Regions from separate parts of the Homo sapiens genome. Here region 1 is linked to region 2. Evidence: read pairs that join two places in POLR2A ChIA-PET (ENCODE). Cell type or tissue: Panc1. All regions are shown on one strand. Each heading gives the region's core, and the rest is flanking DNA. Links, peaks and the distances in the headings are about the cores only.

Region 1 (5,410 bases), core at 934-4,933, 210 kb before region 2:
TTTTCCTTTTCTGCTGAAATCTGCCAGCATTGGTTTCTGTTGCTTGGAACCAAACACTAGGATGAGGAGGACACCAAGACTGATCACTTTTGCAAGTTGCATAGAGACCCGTTACATCATTGACAATTATCCTATTTGCAAGAGATACCCTAGAGACAATCTCATGTTCAAGAAGAGGGGAATGGCAAATTAGGGTGTGTTCACTGGATGGAAAAACATTAAATGAAAAAAAGCAAGATACAAAAGATAAAACCAGCATAAATTCAGCAAAATAAATACATAGCTGGTTTGAAGGACATATAGCAAAAGAGTAGGAGCTGAGACTTGGGATGATTGGAGTGATTTTTCCCTTTTTTTTTTTTTTTTTTTTTTTTTTTTTTGTTGAGACAGAGGCTTGCTCTGTCTCCCAGGCTGGAGTGCAGTGGCGCGGTCTCAGCTCACTGCAAACTCCACCTCCTGGGTTCAAACGATTCTCCTGCCTCAGCCTCCCAAGTAGTTGGGATTAGAGGCATGCGCCACCATGCCCAGCTATTTTTCTTTTCTTTCTTTTTTTTCTTTTTTTTTTTTGTATTTTTAGTAGAGACGGGTTTCACCATGTTGGCCAGGCTGGTCTCGAACTCCTGACCTCAGGTGATCTGCCCGCCTCGGCCTCCCAAAGTGCTGGGATTACAGGCATGAACCACCACACCTGGCCAATTTTTTCCTTTTCTATACTCTGTTATGTACTTTCACATACTGTATTCTATTATGAACAAATACTACCTTTATAGTAGAGAAAAGAATCCAACCAGAAACAACTTCAAAAGACACCCAGGTATTTTCCAGGTCCCAGGCTCCCTGGCTCAGGGAACACCTGAGCCAAATCCCATGTGTTTTATTGGGCAGTAGCTACATGAGATTCTCTCCGTCATGGAGGGAGGAGCCCCTTGCCCAGCCCCCAGTTACCAGGCTCAGGAGGATCCTAAATTCCCCATGACCTCCTTTCCAGCAGGCAGTGGAATGGGAGGCTGGTGTTTCAGGTAGAGTTTAATTGGTCTGGTCCCAGGGCAGATGCTGCACGTAAATACAAAGGCAGGCCTTCGTGTCACTGGATGATGACAACTTAGGAGCACAGGAGGCCTGGATTCTGCCTCCTAAGATGCAGGGCATGGGCCGAAAGCAGGAGGAAATGGAAAGAGAAATGACAGTTATAGCATCAACATACAATGCTTTCGGCACAGGGCCGGTGGGGTGGCTGCTGAGTAAGAAGCAGTAAGGCAGCCGTGTTTTCCTTAGCATGAACTTTGACCACGCTACCTCTAAGAATTCATGAGGTCCTTGGGAGACGTGTGTGTCTGATCCAGCAGCAGCCTGCTGTCTACTAGGGCAAATCAGGACACTTTGAAGGCTGCTAGACCTCCAGAGTCTCCCTCAATTCCTCCCAGGAGCATTGTATTCACAGGTGGGAAAAGGCAGTGCTGCGGGATAGGGTTCTGGGTGGCAGGCATTGCTCAGTGCCCTTTGATATCTTTAATACTCTCCTTCTTCCATAGCAATAGAGTTTTTAACTGGGCACCTACTACTCAGCTAAAGACTACATTTCCCAGCATCCCTTGCAGCAGGGGATGGCCATGTGACTAAGTCCTAGCCAGTTGGCTGTGAGAGCAACTGCTGATTGAAACTCCTGGGTTGGGGCATTAAAAGGCAGGGGCATGCTATCCCCTTCTCCTTTTCCTCTTCCTGATGAGGCGCAAACATGGCAGTGACTTTTCTTGAATGATGTGGATGAGGAATGTCACATTGATGAGGGCCCTTTACTCAATTATAGAGTAGTGCCACCATACCAAGTTTTGTACATGAGAGGAAAAAATACATTATGCCTTATTTCAGCCACTTTGTATTCATGATATTGGCAGTGGGAGTGGTTTCCTTGAAGACAGGCAGAGATTGGAAGGGCAAGAGGCTTGAAGGGGGCAGTGCTCTAGATGAGAGGAAGAGACTTGGAATTGCCCACGCTGGGTCTTAGGGCACAGGGACAGGGATGAGGGGGCCCTGTGCAGGGCTGAACTTCCTGTGGTGCTTCCCAGGAATGATGGGCAGTGACTCAAATTGTGGAACTTAACTTGTTCCCTTCCACACTATGATTCCCTTAGCTCTCTTAGCCCTCAGTGAGGCCTGTCCTCTGCCATGAAGATTAAGAAGCAAGAACAGTGATGCCACAGAGACACAGTCAATGGCAAAGTGGTAGTGGCCCTTAGTGGGGTCAGGATTTTCGGGGAGGAGCAGGAAGTCTGAGAGCAGAGCTGCCAGGGGAGAAATCAGCTTTGCTGGAAAGGGAAGGAAGTTGGAGAGGAGAATGGGTCACGGGTGGGGGGGTGCGGGGGGTTATTTTCTTTTCAACGGGAGAAATAGCAGCAGACTTGTTTGTTGAATGGGAACATTCCAGGAGAAAGGGAAAATGATGCAGGGGAGAGGCAAACATTGCAAAGCCCTTCAGGAGGCTGTGGGGCGGGGCCCGGTGCACAGGCAGAGAACTGGCTCTGGCTGGGAACATGAATGGTTTGTCTGCATTCATGGAAGAGACAGGAGAGTCAGTGGTCATAAATGCTGGGATGGGGGCTTCTGGGAGTGTGGGGCGTGTATGAGGACAAAGTACCCAGACAAGGAGAAAAGTCCCAGTTCTGAGGGATGAAGCGGGACCCAGGCTGAGCCACAGCAGTAGCAAGGGACAAAGGAGGTCCAACAAGGGCTAATGATGAAAGAGGAGACAGAAAAGCTGGAGAGTTTTTATTTTACACTTTTTTGCATTTTTCAGTGCTGATCATGAATTTTTTGTGTTTTTCAATGCTGATCATGAATTTTTTTTTAATAACAAAAAAGAACTATAAAATAAGCTCTGATTTTAAAAGTTGTGGCAGACGGTCTCTAGAATGGCACCCAGTAGTCCTGTCTCCTGACACTCGTGCCCTTGTGCAATCCCGTGCTCCTTGAGTGTGGGTGAGGCCTGTGACTTCCAAGGAAATGTGATGAGACATCCCTTCCAAGACCGGGTTCTGAAAAGGCTGTGCTGTCTGCCTTGCTGGCGGTCTTGGAGCCCTTGCCCTTGGAGAAGCCAGCTGCTATGTTGTGAGTTGTCCTCTGGGTTGTCCACATGGCCAGGAACTGCAGTCCCCAGCCCACAGCCAGCAAGGCCTTGCAGGCTGCTGACAGCCACGGGTGTGAGCCTGTAAGTCCACCCTTGAGATGGCTCCAGCCCCCCAAGAGCCCTTTATTGCAGCCTGTGAGAGACCCTGAGCCAGGGGACCAAGCTAAGCCCCACGCCGATTCCTGACCCACATCACCTAGGTGATAACAAATGGGCATTGTTTTAAACAACATTTTGGGGCAGCTTGTTACACAGCAATGAATAACTAATACAAAAGGAGAGGCATGTTTCCAGCTCCTGATTCAGTCCTTTCATTTCTAAGCAAGCATACAGGCCTGTCCTCCTCCTTGCCTCCCGGGTCTGCCGATGGATTACAGCCCAGCCAAGCAAGGCTGTGCGGTGATGACATGTGCGGCTCTGGGGCCAGACCCTGGGCTTCCAGTCTTAGCTCTGCTGCTTGCTGGCTGTGTGGTCTTAATTGAGTTGCTTTCTCCATGTGCCTTGTTTTACTTCCCTGTAAAATGGGGTGATAACAATGGGAGGACTTAACAAGTCAATTCCTGTAAAGTGCCCTGACCTAGGGCCTTCACATAGCTGGTGCTGAAGGTGTCAGCTGCTGTTACGCTCATCACACAGCTTGACGTCGGGCCTGTGAAGCTTGCTGTATGTCACCATTCCCTTTGCCCACCCGCCTGGCAGGCTACACTCAAGGACTTCTCTCACGATGCTACTCTGCACTCAGGCACCCTCAGTGGCTCCCCGGGGAATCCTGAAGGTGTTCTAAAATCACTACCTGGCGTTCCAAGACCCTCTTCACCCAAGTCAACTTTTCCCCACCCCCGGGGGCCTACCACACCTCTTTTCCAGCCCATGGGACTCAGCTGTTCTTGTAGTGGTGCCCCTGCCCCCAAGTGCACGGCACCTGGACCTTCAACACAAGACCCCACCGCGGTCCCACCTCGCCACATTGCAACCAGCTGCGCACAGCCGCCACCCACACCTGCCGACGTGTCTCAGGCACCATACGTGTTGCTCTACGGAAGAGTGACTTCCTCCAGAGTCTGTGACCACCCATTCCCTCCCACTGCCATCCTGGGCTCTCTAGGAGCTCAGGAGAGGGAGGGATCCCACGTGGCTTCTCTTTGGAGAAGGCGGGCTGGCTTGAGATTTGAAGCAGGCGTGGAGTGCCAGGAGGTAGGGGGTCTGTCTGCAAAGGCAGCTCGTGAGAAGTCATGAAAACACCGAGATCATGTACTTCCAGCTTCTCATGCTAAGATGCCCAACTCGAGCACCATGGCTGGATGGAGCCGGACTCCCAGGGAGCCTCAGCCCAGGCGGAGGCTCAGCAGGCAGCTCTCTGCTGCTTTCTGTATTTAGTCGTCGTTGTTTTCGCTGTTGTGGGCTTTTTTTTGTGTTTTGTTTTTTGTTTTGCCATAGAACCTTGACTGGCAATACACAAACCTCCTCAAAAGAACATGAAAAGGAAAATTAGAGGGAGACTGCTGAGGTACTTTGCACAATTGGAAAAATCAGCATTCTCCCTGTTGCAGAGTTCACCGGCACATCCACTCAACTCTGATTAAGGGGCCTTGGTGTTTGTGGGGGCGTTCGGCAAGAGGCCTCTGATTGGGAGACAATTTTGTGGCTTCAGCCTGTAACTTGGGTGCAAGGGATCAGGCACAGTTAATGTGATAACCTTGCAAACCTCTGCTTGTGACCGAAGTGCCTGGCCACCACGAGCCATCATTAAAGACATGCTGCAAACACTCCTGAGGCTGGGAAGGGCCAGGAAGGTGGCACTCTGGAAGGCAGTTGGGAAGAGCCCTTTTATGGCTGGTGTTGGGAGTTTGGAGATAAAAGTCACTGGTCATGTTTATCATCTAGTTCTTTTTTTTTTTTTCTGAGATGGAGTCTTGCTTTGTCACCCAGGCTGGAGTGCAATGGCGTGATCTTGGCTCACTGCAACTTCCACCTCCTGGGTTCAAGCGATTCTTCTGCCTCAGCCTCCCAAGTAGCTGAGATTATAGGCACCTGCCACCGCACCCAGCTGATTTTTGTGTTTTTAGTAGAGATAGGGTTTCACCAGGTTGGCCAGGCTGGTCTCGAACTCCTGACCTCAGGTGATCCACCTGCCTTGGCCTCCCAAAGTGCTGGGATTACAGGCATGAGCCACCGCACCCGGCTATCTTCTAGTTCTAAATGCACCCTGCTATTGAGTTTCATATTTGCTAGATATCAGTGTTTGATATTATCCATGCCCTAGACCAGGGGTGTCCCATTCTTTGG
Region 2 (5,410 bases), core at 461-4,460:
GTGGCTGACCAGAGCCAGGCCTGGCCAGTCCCAGCCCTCCTGCCAGCAAGGACGCAGATCAAAGCAGTGCATGGGCTGTTTGATTTTCTTGTAAGGTCTTGCTGAGTGGATAGTTTCACCCTGGGCTGCTCAGATCTCGGCGACAGAAAGGGAGAATGTGTCCTCTGTCCTCTCACGCCCTGTGTCTGTGCTCCTTGCAAAGGTTGTGAACACATTCACGTGGATTTAATTAATCGCCGCAGGTGCACGTCCACCTCTGCCTTTCCCTCTCAGTGGGTTCCCATGTTTCCACATGGTGGGTTGAGTGTCTGCACGCTAACTGGCTTAGACGTTTGGACGGTCTCCATTGTCAGCATCATTTATTCATTCAACAAACATCCACCGAGCATTTCCTGACCGCCAGATTCTCCTTTGGGTGCTGAGGGTGCAGCGGTGAACAAGTCACCATCCTCAGGAGCTGACATTCTGTAGTTCAGGGAGATGAACAATAAACCAAATAAACAGTAAGTAACCATGAGATGGACCATGTTGGGTGGGCATAAGTGCTCTGGAGAAAAACACACAGGCAAAGGAGTGCGGGGGGATTGGGCAGGTGCCTCTGTGGATACCAGGGCCAGCTCTGACCTTCCTGAGGGGGGCGGTCTGAGCAGGGGTGGAGGGGTGCCGGAGGGAAAACCTGGATGCCAGGGTTGGGGAAGTTGCTTCAAGAAAGCGCAAAGCCCCCAACACGAGAGCTTGACTGGTGGGGAAATGCGGGAGTTTCGGTGGGCTGGGGCAGGGTGAGCGACGAGCATTGAAATAACAGGACGTGGACGACGACGATCAGCAGGTCTGTCTCAGCAGGGGCCTCGTTACATGGGGCGGGGAGACTATTTCCTTGGGATCAGTGTTTAGGCCTAGAATCATTAGCTTTGGGGCTGCGTACATTTTCATGGCCCTGGCTCAGTAGTTGTTATTTCTGTACTGTTTTCCCTCGGTCCTGATCCAGTTTATAGTTACCACCGACAGGATATGATAATCATGCTAACCAACCCTTCCTGAGCACATGCGTGCTTCACACGTGTGAACCTGCTGATGCCTGCGTGAGCGTTGGCTTCATCACATCCTCCCCAGCACCTGCTTTTCTCATTTTAAAATAATTTTGTTAACATGAAGGTGTAGAACACCTCTCTCTGGACTTTGCTGATTTTAACTGGAATTTTAAAAATCCCCTAATAAGAAAGGCAGGCCAGGCGTGGTGGCTCACGCCTGTAATCCTAGCACTTTGGGAGGCTGAGACAAGCAGATCGCCTGAGCTTAGGAGTTTGAGACCAGCCTGGACAACATAGTGAAACCCCATCTCTACTAAAAATGCAAAAAATTAAGTGGGCGTGGTGGCGCACGCCTGAAGTCCCAGCTACTCCAGAGGCTGAGGCAGGAGAATCGCTTGAACCTGGGAGGCGGAGTTTGGGGTCAGCCGAGATCACGCCACTGCACTCCAGCCTGGGTGACAGAGCAAGACTCTGTCAAAAAAAAAAAAAGAAAAGAAAGGAAGGAAGAAAGAGAGAGAAAGAAAGAAAGAGAGAGAGAGAGAAAGAAAGAAGAAAGAAAGAGAGAGAAAGAAAGAAAGAAAGAAAGAAAGAAAGAAAGAAAGAAAGAAAGAAAGAAAAGAAAGAAAAGAAAGGCAGCCATAAGTGAACCCTAACACCAAGCTTGCAGAATTAAATGAGCAAATCGTGTCGCCTCTGCCTGCCTTTCTACCATCATTGCATACGAAGCTTGTTACTTATGTCTTCATCTCACTGTGTCCCCAAATCTGGGGCTGTGTGAGCTGATTTGGGGTGGGACACAGATGGCTGGGTTTTAGCCCTATTGTGAAGGGTGACTTTTAATGTGTAATCTATTTATGGCAAGTGACGTTGATCCACCACATATGGCAGTGCTATCAAGTAGCCAGTAAAAGTACATTTATTTAAGAAAATAAGCAGAGTGGAAGCATCGTGTCAGTGATGGGACAGGTGGTATTCAGCAGCCTCAAGGTGCTGGCGGCAGCTGATGTCTTAAAGACTGCACTGTCTCATTTAATCATCCCAAGCACGGATACTGGAGGGAGTCTTTTTTTTTTTTGAGACAGAGTCTCACTATGTCACCCAGGCTGGAGTGCACTGCCACAATCTCGGCTCACCGCAACCTCTGCCTCCTGGGTTCAAGCGATTCTCCTGCCTCAGCCTCCCGAGTAGCTGGGATTACAGGTGCGTCCCACCATGTCTGGCTGATTTTTGTATTTTTAGTAGAGATGGGGTTTCACCATGTTGGCCAGGCTGGTCTCGAACTCCTGACCTCAAGTGATATGCCTGCCTCGGCCTCCCAAAGTGCTGGGATTACAGGCATGAGCCACGGTTCCCGGCCTGGAGGAAGTCTTATTAGCCTCATTTCATGGAGGAGAAACTGGGGCTCCAGGGCATGGAGGCTGCCTGTGGCCACGCAGCCTGGGAGGCTTGTCAACCTCCTTTGACAAGCACGCCACCTGCATCACAGAACAGCTGCATTTCTAATGTCAGGCTTCTGCTTACATGCAGTTGGTCTTCTCCTGTGAATGGGGAAACTGAGGCCTTGGAAGTCAGTCAGCAGGTCAGGACACAGTTCAGCCCAGAGCCGGGGCTCTGGCCCCATCCAGGGGCTCCCCCAGCAGCCAACTCTGCCAGCCTTTGATGCCTCGCTGAGACAGAGGGTCTGGACAGTGGCCACTCACCCACTGGGCCCACATCCCCACAGGCCTGGGCTCTGGACGCTGGAGGCCTGAGGCTGCACCCCAGGTTGGGGCTGGCCTACCTGCCACGGGGCCAGGGCTGGGTGCTTTCTGCTGAGTCACTAACAAAGCTCAGGCCTGACCACAGGACATTTTTGAGATTCCAGGGCTGGTTCCACAACGGCCGGCATCGGCCCTGCGGCATGTCCGGCTTCACCCTGCCCAGAATCACAGCCTCACAGAGTCTAGAGGGCCCGTGGGGACGGGAGTCCTGGGAACCGAGGTTGGGAGACAATGGGTGGCCCCTCGGTGTGGTGTCCTCTGCTCACCCCTTAGCAGGACCCTGACGGAACTGGGTACAGGCAGAGATTCATCTTCATGGCAGGACTTCAGGCAAGAGAGGCCCCGGGGTTGAAGACAAGGGGCTCAGAGCTTGCTTTTTATACACTTTCAAATTTTCTCAGAGTAGAACAATTTAAAAAAATATAAAATATGGTTAAAAAATTCTCCTACTTAAGACTCCCAGACCCCTAGTTTTCCTCCCTAAAGGCAACTGACATTACCAGTTTCCTGGGTATCCATGCAGGGATATTTTATGCATAAACAACCAAATCTCTATACATGTCCATAGAGAGAGGCAGACGTATCTGCATGTGCATAAACACTCGTGTGTGTGTCCTTTTATCCCAAAGGAAACACTTCTTTTTCCCTTGACAAAGGACATCCTCTGCATCTAGCTTCTAGAAAGTGCTGCCAATTTGGGGACCAAGGGAGGGAGGCTGCAGAGGAACATCGTTTGGTCAAATGTGAAATGTGATCAGGAAGCCGGTGCTCAGCAAACTTATCTGAAGCTCTTGGGGACCCCACAAAGATGAGCGGGTCCCCTTCCCAATTTTCGGACCGTCTTGGCAGAGGCTCCCTGTCATCAAGGACCTGAGGTTGTCACAGCCGGATGGTGTGGGAGCTGGCACTGCCGGGGCTCCCGCTGCCTGGGACACGTACGGCTGCCCAGTGATCCTGAGCGCCGACCCCTGAGCACCTCAGTGTCCGTGACTGTGGAGCGGAGGTACGTGCAGAACCAGCTCTGTCTTCCCAGACACTGTCGCTTTGGTCTAAAGTGATGTAATGTTGCCACGGAAATTCTAATCCCTCCCATCAGGCAAAAATACTTCGATGGGACTGTGTTCTTTCAGCAGAGAGGGTGTGCATTTGAAGTATAGATTTGTTAAACATAGATGCTGAGAACATGACTCTGCTTGGCGTTCCATTTAATTGACCAGAAACCCGAAAAATGTCCTGGTCCTCTTCTTAAGTCTGGGGGTAGCTGCTGCCCCACTATGCACCATCGCTTATCTGTTCTTTTCTGCCCCCTGCAGCAGGGAAGGGGCTCTGGAAGGGTCTGAATCTGGTGTGTCCAGTGTGATCCCTGCACCCATGCCCGGAGCTGTGCCTGGGACCCTGCCCCAAGCAAAGTAATAATCTGAATGATATCCTCAAAGGAGCCTGGCTTGGGCTAACAAGGAAGAACTTCCAACGTGGAGAGCTGTCCTGGCACCATTTCTTCCTGCTGTATTAGTTGAAGACCTACTGTGTTCAGGGCCGTGAGCCAGGGCACAACCACCCCTTGGGAGCACACTCTGCCTCAACCCTGGAGTGGCTCCGAAATGAGTCTTCAGTCCACAAGACTGAGGGTTGCCAATCCTTCTCGGTGAGCCGTGAGGGTGATTCCTCCTTGGGCTTCAGGGGCAGGATGCCCTCAGAAAGATGCCCTCCACTGCCCCCGCACACTTCAGGCTCCCCATGACCCTATGTGGGGAAGGTGTTGTTGCAAGAGGCCCATGGGTGTGTGGGGGTAGTGGGGCTTGTTGGCTGAGCAAGAGCTCAGGCAATACTGCCCGGGTGGAGATTCTGGGACTTTGCACAAGTTGATTCACCTCAACCAGCCTCAATTTCCTTGTCTGTAAAATGGCGCAGTAGTAGTCCTTGTCTTACCGGGTTGTTATGCAACTTAAATAAGAATATCGAGGCCAAGCGCCTAGCCCAGTGCCTGACATGTCGAAAGTGCTTGGTGGGTGCCAGTCTTTCCCCTCCTCATCAAGTCCTGTGGCAGACAGGCCCCCCAGCAGAGCCGGACCTGCCCTGGGAGTCAGGGTAGGAAACAGATGAGGACCTCAGCCCGGGACTGGCTCCCCTTCGGCCAGCACTGTGCAATAGGAAGACTATGTCAGCCTCACCTATAATTTTTAACTTTCTAATGGTCACATTAAACAAAAAAAATTGGCTGGGTGTGGTGGCTCACGCCTATAATCCCAGCCCTTTAGGAGGCCGAGGCAGATGGATCACCTGAGGTTAGGAGTTTGAGACCAGCCTGGCCAACATGACGAAACCCCTCTCTCTACTGAAAATACAAAAATTAACTGGGTGTGGTGGCGCACGCCTGTAATTCCAGCTACTCAGGAGGCTGAGGCAGGAGAATTGCTGGAACCCGGGAGGCGGAGGTTGCAGTGAGCTGAGATCACGCCATTGCACTCCAGCCTGGGCAACAAAGCGAGACTCTGTTTCAAAAAAAAAAAATTCAATTTTTAATTTCTGTGGGTACATAGCAAGTGGTGGCCACATTTTAAAAAGTGAACAGGACAGGTGAAATACATTTTAATAATATGTTTTATTTAACCCAATATA

What was found. ChIA-PET counts read pairs that join two places held together with the same protein. Peaks named below come from ENCODE experiments on the same cell type or tissue, not always from the same donor. Only the 100,000 strongest peaks of a DNase experiment are listed, where the experiment ranks them.
Region 1: POLR2A ChIA-PET joins it to region 2 with 5 read pairs; 7 of 35 experiments call an interaction of 5 or more read pairs at or near these places.

The regions. Positions count from the first base shown.
Region 1 is chr11:69,626,437-69,631,846 of GRCh38, reverse strand. No RefSeq gene overlaps it. Among named protein-coding and RNA genes, the nearest start is that of CCND1, 12 kb to the left of the region's middle. In Panc1, for the core only: no CTCF peak of the experiment used is centred there; no DNase peak of the experiment used is centred there.
Region 2 is chr11:69,418,181-69,423,590 of GRCh38, reverse strand. No RefSeq gene overlaps it. Among named protein-coding and RNA genes, the nearest start is that of LINC02953, 4.8 kb to the left of the region's middle. RefSeq lists a cis regulatory region at 2,841-2,851 and enhancers at 2,774-2,918, 2,478-3,052, 3,627-4,202. In Panc1, for the core only: no CTCF peak of the experiment used is centred there; no DNase peak of the experiment used is centred there; H3K27ac peaks cover 3,756 bases.